Regions from separate parts of the Homo sapiens genome. Here region 1 is linked to region 2. Evidence: read pairs that join two places in POLR2A ChIA-PET (ENCODE). Cell type or tissue: A673. All regions are shown on one strand. Each heading gives the region's core, and the rest is flanking DNA. Links, peaks and the distances in the headings are about the cores only. Region 1 overlaps RABGAP1 (RAB GTPase activating protein 1). Region 2 has its middle 6.1 kb from the start of TTLL11.

Region 1 (4,398 bases), core at 319-4,318, 850 kb after region 2:
AAAACACCTGATATCCCCCCTAAAGACCCTATAAAGTTATAATTATTTTGAAACTTACTTTTATTGAAGGATAAATGTGGCATACATACATTGAAATATTATTCAGCCTTAGGGAAATTGTGACACATGCTACAATATGAATAAACCTTGAAGACTTATACTAAATGAAATAAACCAGTTATGAAATGATAAATATTGTGTAATTCCACTGCTTATATGATACACCTAGAGTAGTCAATTTCTTAGAGATGGAAAGTAGAATAGTGGTTTTTGGAGGAGGAAGAGAATAGGGAATTAGTGTTAATGGGCACAGAGTTAAGAAAGGAAATGTTCCAAGGATAGATGATGGTGATGGTTGCATGACAATGTAAATGTATTTAATGACACAAAATTGTACACTTCCGTGGCTAAGATGGTAATGTTTGTGTTATTACTTAATCACAATGCAAAAAGATTACAACTTATAAAAAAGATGTTTTAAAGTTTTATTTTGTTTTACAATTTCCTGTATTTGTTTAATTCCGATATCTTTTTTAGTTAATGTAGAATTGAACTAAAAGTGATTTAATAGTTTAAAGAAGTAAATTGTCACAGTTACGGTAGGCTCAAATTTGCCTAAGCGTGAGTTTTAGATAAGCTAGTTTTTCTTGCCTTTAAGTGCAGGTAGGCCCAAGATGATTGTTTTGATTCTTTTGGTTTTGGTTTTGGTTTTTTAACGTAACCTGAAATTAATCAGAAAGCTTAAATTATTATGATTCTCTTAGCTCACTAAAATAATTCAAAGAAATAGTCTCAAAATTCAGAGTCAGAATGAAAACAAAGACATCTATTGTTTAGCAGTTAGTAGTGGTGGAAAGGAATTTATTTTTATAAAGAAGGGATGGTGTTCCATTGAGTTTTGTTTGATTTGTCCCACCCTTTCCAGGGATAGGCTGTGTGAAATTCATGTGAAAACCAGTGCAGTGAAACAAAGTTCAGAGCCAGGAAAACACACACACACACACACACACACACACACACACACACACAAACTGAAACTAATGCAATGTGATTTTTTATAGCTTCTTTGTACCCTGCTTGTTTAATTTTAAAGAGCTACAAACCCACAGGAATTATCCTGCTACAGCATCTTTCAGACTTGATTCTTTTGTTGCATCCTGTCTTGTTCTTTTTCTAAACAGAGAGTAAACTCACCAGATTTGTGTTTTAGAAGGGTACAACTGGGAGCAGCATAGAGGATGGATTGGAATTGGGAGAGGATGGAGATAGGGACATCGAGAGGGAGAGAGATGCAATCCAGAAAAGAACAGAGACACCTAGATACTTGGGTTTGGATCAAGTTCCACAATTTTCTCTCTGAACTTAAGCGAGTTACTCAGCCTGCCCAAGCCTTAGTTTGTCTGTCATATGAACTTAATACCCATCTGGCAAGGTGTGAAGATTAGTAATAATGCAAGTAAAACTTGTTCGTACCATGTTGGGCATATAATTGACACTCAAGAAGTAATAAGTATTGTTTTCTCTTTTGATTTAGCAAGATGATTTAGTCATCTTGCTTAAGATTCCCTAAAGCTGTACCCATTTTTTCACTGGTTGAGCAACAAAAATGATGGGGATTGGGAGGGAAGTGGTTAGTGTTTGGTCCAAAGGGAACCCAAGGTATATTTTTTGTGACTGTGTTAACTGTTTTTTGATCATGACAGTTGGGGATTTGATGAAGAGTTTAGTCTTCATCCATGTCCACATCCCCAGTACATGCATGTAGAGTAGCATGTTTGTCATTTGTTTTCCTCATATTACTTAGACCCTACTAGTTAAACAGCCATGAAGTATATTCAACCAACCAAATTTATTGAACACTGCCCGTAAGTAAGGAAATGAAATTACTACGAGTAAAACATAAGACCCCTGTCCACAAGTAGTTTGGGGGACTCTTTGTGCCCGTTATACTCCCAGCATTTGACATGGTGGTTTATACTCAGTAATTGCTTCTGGAATGAATGGATTGATCAATATAGCGGAGTAGAAAAGAAGCGTTGGGCTAGGTGCGGTGGCTCACGCTTGTAATCCCAGCACTTGGGGAGGCTGAGGCAGGTGGATCATTTGAGGTCAGGAGTTTGAGACCAGCTTGGTCAACATGGTGAAACTTCATCTCTACTAAAAATACAAAAATTACGGCTGGCTGCGGTGGCTCACACCTGTAATCCCAGCACTTTGGGAGGCCTAGGTGGGTGGATTACCCGAGGTCAGGAGTTTGAGACCAGCCTGGCCAACATGGCGAAACCCCGTCTGTGCTAAAAATATAAAAATTAGCCAGGCGTGGTGGCGGGCACCTGTAATTCCCAGCTACTTGGGAGCCTGAGGCAGGAAAATCGCTTGAACCTGGGAGGCGGAGGTTACAGTGAGCTGAGATCATGCCATTGCACTCCAACCTGGGCAACAAGAGTGAAACTCCATCTCAAAAACAACAATAACAAAACAAAAACAAAAATTAGCTGGGCGTGGTGGTGCATGCCTGTAATCCCAGCTATTCAGGAGGCTGAGGCAGGAGAATCGCTTGAACTCTGGAGGCAGAGGTTGCAGTGAGCCAAGATCATACCACTGCATCCAGCCTGGGTGACAAAGCAAGACTCTGTCTCAAAAAAAAAAAAAAAAAAGGAAAAAAAAAAAGTGTTGATATTATTTTACTGTGTGGTAAATGCTATAATTCTGTGATGAACTAAAAAACAAAAAGCCTGAGGAGCCCTAGAAGACAATAACACTGCAGAAGGGAAAGGGGGAGGTTGAATACTTGATTGTATCCACTAGGTTGCTGTTGGTGGAGAAAGGCTGATTGCGGAAACAAAAACACATTCCCAGCTGAGCAAGCAGCATATGAAAAGGCTTGAAAGCATTAAAATGCATGACATATTTGTGTATATAGTATGGTGTGACAGAAGAAGATAAGACTAGAATGGAAATTGGCTCCAGATTTTGAAGAACTAAATAATACAAGGATTTTGGATTTTATTGTATTTTCAGTCAGGAGCAATAAATAGTTTTGAGGAAAGGGGAGGTATGGGATATATGATCAGATCTAAGTTTTAGAAATTAACTTTGGGGGCTAAATAATCAATGACTAGGAAGAGTCTAGAATGAAACACTTGTTATAGCCAGGTTGAAAGAGAATAAAATACAAGTCAATGACATGAGGGATAGTGAAGAAGGAATATATTTGGGATATGTTTTAGAACTAAAATCCATTATTCCAAGGGAGGGTGAGAAAAGGAGGAGTCAAGATTTGTTTTGGTTTGGTGTCTTTTTTTTCTTTTTCTTTTTCTTTCTTTTTTTTTTTTTTTTTTTTTTGATGTTGTTTTGAATCTGTGGCTGTTAACCAGGATAGAGAATCTAGAAAGAAGAATCTGCTGACGCGTGGGGATTAAATGGTTTAGTTTTGCAAGGAATTGGTTTTGAGATGACCATAGGACGCATATAGTAGAGCCCTGCTGTGTATTCTCATAACACCCTTTACACACCTCTGTTATAACAAGCACTATATTATAATTACCTGTTTACTGGTCTGTTTTCTCTACCACTGTAAGCCTGTCAAAGGTAAGGAGTGTCTTTTATTCCTCACCATAATTCTATACCTGGTGTCTGGCACATATCAGACTCTTTGATACTGAATAGAAGAAAAAGAAAATATAACACAAATACCCATGTGGAATTCAAGAGAAAAGACAGTGCTAGTGTTATCAGCATACAATAGAAAGCTGTAACCATGTTAGCTAATGAGATAGCCAGTGAAAAGAAGGACGATGATGTGATTTTAAAAATAGAAGAAAAGGAACCTAAATCAGAACTAAGAAAAGATAGTGGTAGGAAATGGATGCAAAAGGATAAGAGTTTCAGAATAAGAAAATGGCCAGCATTTTCATTTACTTCAGCAGGTGGAAGTAAGAAATAATTCTTTGGGTTGTGAAATTTTGTAGTATTGATGGTTTTTAAGGGGTTCAGTGAAAGTGAGAAGTAACGGGGTGGTATTTTTGAGAGGGACTGTTTAGAACAGTGGGGAGTTCCATTGAAGTGGTAGAGGTGGAGGCATTAATACTACTCTTTCAAGAAGAAAATCTCAAGAAAACCAAAGAAATAAAGGTTAACCAAGCTTTGGATGAGGCACTAGCACATTTTGTCTCAAGCATGTCAGGTTCAATTATTAGTATCACCCACACCTCTTATTAAGCTAGGTAGGTCACTTACTGGGAGGTGGTTTTGCCTCTGCTAATTGCACATTAGCAAATCCATGCCACTGCATGTCACTGTTACTTCTCAGATGTTAGTTAACTAGAAACAATACAAATATCTGATAGTACTCTGTCTCAAAAAAAAAAAAAGTTGAAGTTTTTAAAAAAGTAAACA
Region 2 (4,398 bases), core at 129-4,128:
TTGCCCATTGGCTTAAAGACTCCCAGGGCTCATGGAGGCCCTGTACTGAGAGGGAAGATGAAGAAAAGGTGAAGCAAGATTTAAGAAGGGGATAATCATCTGCTTCTTCAAGAGGGCAGGGAGCAGACTGGACCAGTTGAAATACAAGCCTCTGAGCAAGGGAGAAAAGAAAGGAAACAAGGCCCACTTGAGCCCGACTGTCAGGTCTTTGAATACCATGGCACCCTTGACTTCTCAGGAAATTCTAAAATGTGTTAGTGGAAAATCCAAACCCACATGAGACTTCTTCAAGAAAAGCTTTAGCTGTGTCTGCTAAGAAGCAAAAGCAGGTTAGATTTCAGGACTAGGATTACTTCCAAAAAATACACAAATGTGAAAATAAAGTTCTCCGGGAGTTCTCTCCTTTTCCTTCCCAGCACTCACCATAGTTTACAGTTGGAGTGTTACTTGTTTGTTTACTTGTTATAGCCTGTCTTGCCAGCCAGAGTCTGGGTGCCAGAATATAAAGGGTGTGTTGTTCTTGCTGACCACAATATCCTAGTGCCTAGTTCAGTGCCTGGCACAGAGTAGGCATTCTGGAACTGTTGAATGAATGAATGAATGAATGAATGAATGAATGAATGAAAAATTAGACTGCCCAGATAGTCAACAATTAAAAAATGGTTAAGTGAATGATAGCAAACGCTGTCAATGACAGCTTCAGCCGCTTAGGAAAATGTTGATGATGTAACATTAAGGGAACTGGTGCAAGCATTGCAATTACAATGCTTAAAAAGTGCTCTGCGTAAACAGGGCCTGGAAGAATATAGAGACAAATGAGAACAGCTGTGGTGCCGGAGACACGAGATCTTGCTTAAAATTTTCCACTCAGTTTTGGCAAACCGTAACAACCTTGTGGCTCTTCATATCCTTGAACCTTGAAATCAATCTCATTTCTAGAGACTGCTGATAAGAGTCGGAAAGACAAAGCTTTAGGTAGTAATCTGTTACTGGTGAGTAACCTCTCTGCGACAGGCACTGTCCTAAGCATTTTGCATACATCATGTCATTTAATCTGTAAACCAGCTCTGGGATGGGTCCCATTGTTAATCACATTTTACAGATGGTGAAGGAAATGGCTACTACTCCGAGAAGAGAAGGCGCTTGCCCAAGTCACAGCTAGTAAAGGCAAAGACAGGATTCAAACTCAGAGTGGTCTGACACCAGCACCAGCTCCCAACACCCACACTTATTCACACACCAAGACTTTGTCCACAAAAATACTCAACATACATTTAAACACCAGCGAGTTTAATCCTCAGCTCTGTGAAAATTATATGCAGGGAAAAACACTGGAGGCAGATATGCCAAAATATTAGTAGTGGTTATTCTGGGTGATGGAATTAAGGGTGACTTATTTTCTTCTTTATTCTTTTCTATAATTTCCACATTTTCTACAATGAGCACGCGTTGCCTTAATAACTGGAAAATCAATGTACTTTTAAATTAAAATTTTACCTTAGTTGTTATTTCTCAATGCTCAGAGTGTTCTTTCTCTAATAGAAGTCTGACCATGTCAGTCCTCTGTTTAAAACCCTCCTGGGGACCCCTGAAGCTATATGGGAAAGAGCTTGTTTTGTTTTTGTTTTTGAGACAGGGTCTCACCCTGTTGCCTAGGCTGGAGTGCAGTGACACGATCTCCACTTACTGCAACCTCTGCCTTCTGGGTTCAAGCGATTCTCATGCTTCAGTCTCCCGAGTAGCTGGGACTACAGGCACTCCCCACCACACGGGTTAATTTTTGTACTTTTAATAGAGACAGGGCTTCGCCATGTTGGCCAGGTTGGTCTCAAACTCCTGACCTCAAATGATCCACCCATCTCGACCTCCCAAAGTGCTAGGATTACAGGCGTGAGACACTGCGATCGGCCGGGAAGGGGCTTGTTTTGACACTGACCTCACCATGTCTTCACCACTCCCATCCCATCCACATCCCAACACCTTGTCTCTTTCCCCCAGATGGACTTGCTGTAAAATGGACTTTTACAGCTGTCAAAGTCAATTGACTTTTTAAATTTTTAAATTGACGTTAACAGCTGTAAAAGTCCATTTTACAGCAAATCCATTTGTGGGGAAAGAGACAGGAGGAACAAATGGTCCAGGAGAGAAGGGTGTGGGGAACTTTTGCCCCAGCTGGTTGTTTCTGCCCTATTAGTATCAGAGGTCGCCACCAGGTGGCGCCCGAGGTCCAGTTTTTAAGAGGGAGAAGGCTGAAGCGCCTCTGAATCGCGAGCTCTGCCCAGCTAAGCTTGCAAACACACACATTTTTGCACCTCTGGGCTTTTGCCACTATTGCTCTCTCTGCTGGGTGCACCCTCCCTCACAGCTCACCTGACCCAATCCGCTCAGTTTATCCTTCAGGCCCAGCTACAAAATCTCCTTTTCTTAGGGTATGGCTGAGCTCCCGGGGGCATCCAGTTCCCGGAAGGCGGCGTGGCCGATCTTAATGAATGAGCAAAAGGCGTCATGTTCAGTTTCAGGTTAACTTTTTCTCTAATAGGTTGTTTCTTTCTTATTGTCAGTAGTAGCCATTGTTCATGGAGCACATCTGTATGTCGAGCCTCGTTGTGTATTTGGGCATTTAACTGAACATTATTTTCCCCACAGCACAGTTTAGCCTGGAGGCTGAGCACGAGTTGAGTTCTGAAGCTGACAGCCTGGGTTCAAGTCTTATCTCTCCCACTTTCTGGCTGATTATACTTAGATAGGTTACCTGGCTCTTCTGTGATTCTTTCCTCACTGTGAAAAGGTGAAAATGATAGTACCTACCTCCCGGTGTTCCTGTTACTTTGAGGATTAAGTTAGCCACCACATGGAAAAGCATTTAGAACAGAAACGGCCGGCATATACCAAACCCTCAAGTAACCTGTTGATCTCTGTTATGCCCCTATGTCCCTCTTGGCTTTATGATTCTCTAGAAAGCAGTGACATCCCCTCCTCTTGGATCTGCTTTTATGACCTCTCCACCCCATGCTAGGCTGCATTTCCCCATCCCCACAGACCAGGAGTTTCTGGAGGACTGGGCTGTGGTTGATTCAGTCCCCTGGGCCCCCAGCACAGGGCCCAGCACAGAGTAAATGGCACTTATGGAATTGGATTATGAATTATTTAGCCTGGGCATTGTTGCCTTAGGTTTTACAGTTCTGTATCTACAGGTATGTCAAGGGATATAGGGGTGAAAGAGGAAATTACCGAAACAAAACAGTTTTGACATTTTTATTGGAGGGTAATATACACACAGAAAACTTCGATGGATTTTCATAAACTGAAAAGACCGAAGAAACCAACACCCAGATCAAAAATCAGAACATCCCCAGCACCCTGGAAGCCCCACCCTAGGGTAATTGCTTTCCTGACTTCTAATAGCATGGATTAGTTTTGTTTAAAATAAGATACATTTTAACTGATTCCAAGTTTTAAGAACCCACGTCATACATTATGTGCTTAGGTGGAGAGGCATAAGGCCAGAGGCTATTTTCAAACACAACAGCAGACAGTGGGACCCACAGTGACCAACAGCCCACTGGGGTGGGGCCCTGCTTCATGGCTTGCAAAATGCCATATGATATCTGTGCACCGAGTACCCCTTTCCACTTCTGCACACCCATGTGTCCATGCTGTGCGTGGAAGTCAAGGAGGGACGTCCCAGAAGAGGGGACAGGGACAAGAGCAGGGCGCCTGGCAGAACCGATCACTCAGGGAAAGGCCCTGACAGGTGAACTAGGGAACGTAAGGGGGTGCTGGGTGTGGGCAGGAGGGGTGTGGTAAAGACATGCAGAGGCTGGCAAGCTCAGGGTCAGAACAAGCCCCTTCACTGCCGGCACAGTGGCTCACACCTATAATCCCAGCACTTTGGGAGGCCGAGACAGGCAGATCACTTGAGGTCAGGAGTTCGAGACCAGCCTGGCCAACATGGCGAAATCCCATCTCTACTAAAAGTACAAAAATTAGCCAGCGTGGTGGTACATGTCTGTAGTCGCAGCTACTCAGTAGACTGAGGCATAAGACTTGCTTGAACCCAGAAGGCAGAGGTTGCAGTAAGTGGAGATCGTGCCACTGCATTCCAGCCTGGGTGACAGAGATCGTGCCACTGCACTCCAGCCTGGTGACAAAAACAAAACAAGCTCCTTCCCATAGCTTCAGGGGTCCCTAGGAGGGTTTTTAGCAGAGGACTGACTGGTCAGATTTCTATTTCAGAAATAAAGCTCTGCACGTTGAGAAATAAAAGTAAGTTAACATTTATTGTCCTAAACCCTTTACGTGGATTATTGAGTTTATGGCTCACAGCAACTAAGGAGGTAGACAGCAGTGGTCTCCCACTTTATAGATCAGGAAGCAGCACAAGGAAAGTAAGTGGGT

The links. ChIA-PET counts read pairs that join two places held together with the same protein. Peaks named below come from ENCODE experiments on the same cell type or tissue, not always from the same donor. Only the 100,000 strongest peaks of a DNase experiment are listed, where the experiment ranks them.
Region 1: POLR2A ChIA-PET joins it to region 2 with 14 read pairs; 2 of 35 experiments call an interaction of 5 or more read pairs at or near these places.

What each region holds. Positions count from the first base shown.
Region 1 is chr9:122,947,055-122,951,452 of GRCh38, forward strand. The region is part of intron 1 of RABGAP1 (RAB GTPase activating protein 1); the gene reads left to right. Among named protein-coding and RNA genes, the nearest start is that of RABGAP1, 8.2 kb to the left of the region's middle. In A673, for the core only: no CTCF peak of the experiment used is centred there; no DNase peak of the experiment used is centred there; H3K4me3 peaks cover 480 bases; H3K27ac peaks cover 686 bases.
Region 2 is chr9:122,097,256-122,101,653 of GRCh38, forward strand. No RefSeq gene overlaps it. Among named protein-coding and RNA genes, the nearest start is that of TTLL11, 6.1 kb to the left of the region's middle. In A673, for the core only: a CTCF peak has its summit at 2,207 (motif pointing right); a DNase peak (open chromatin) is centred at 2,236.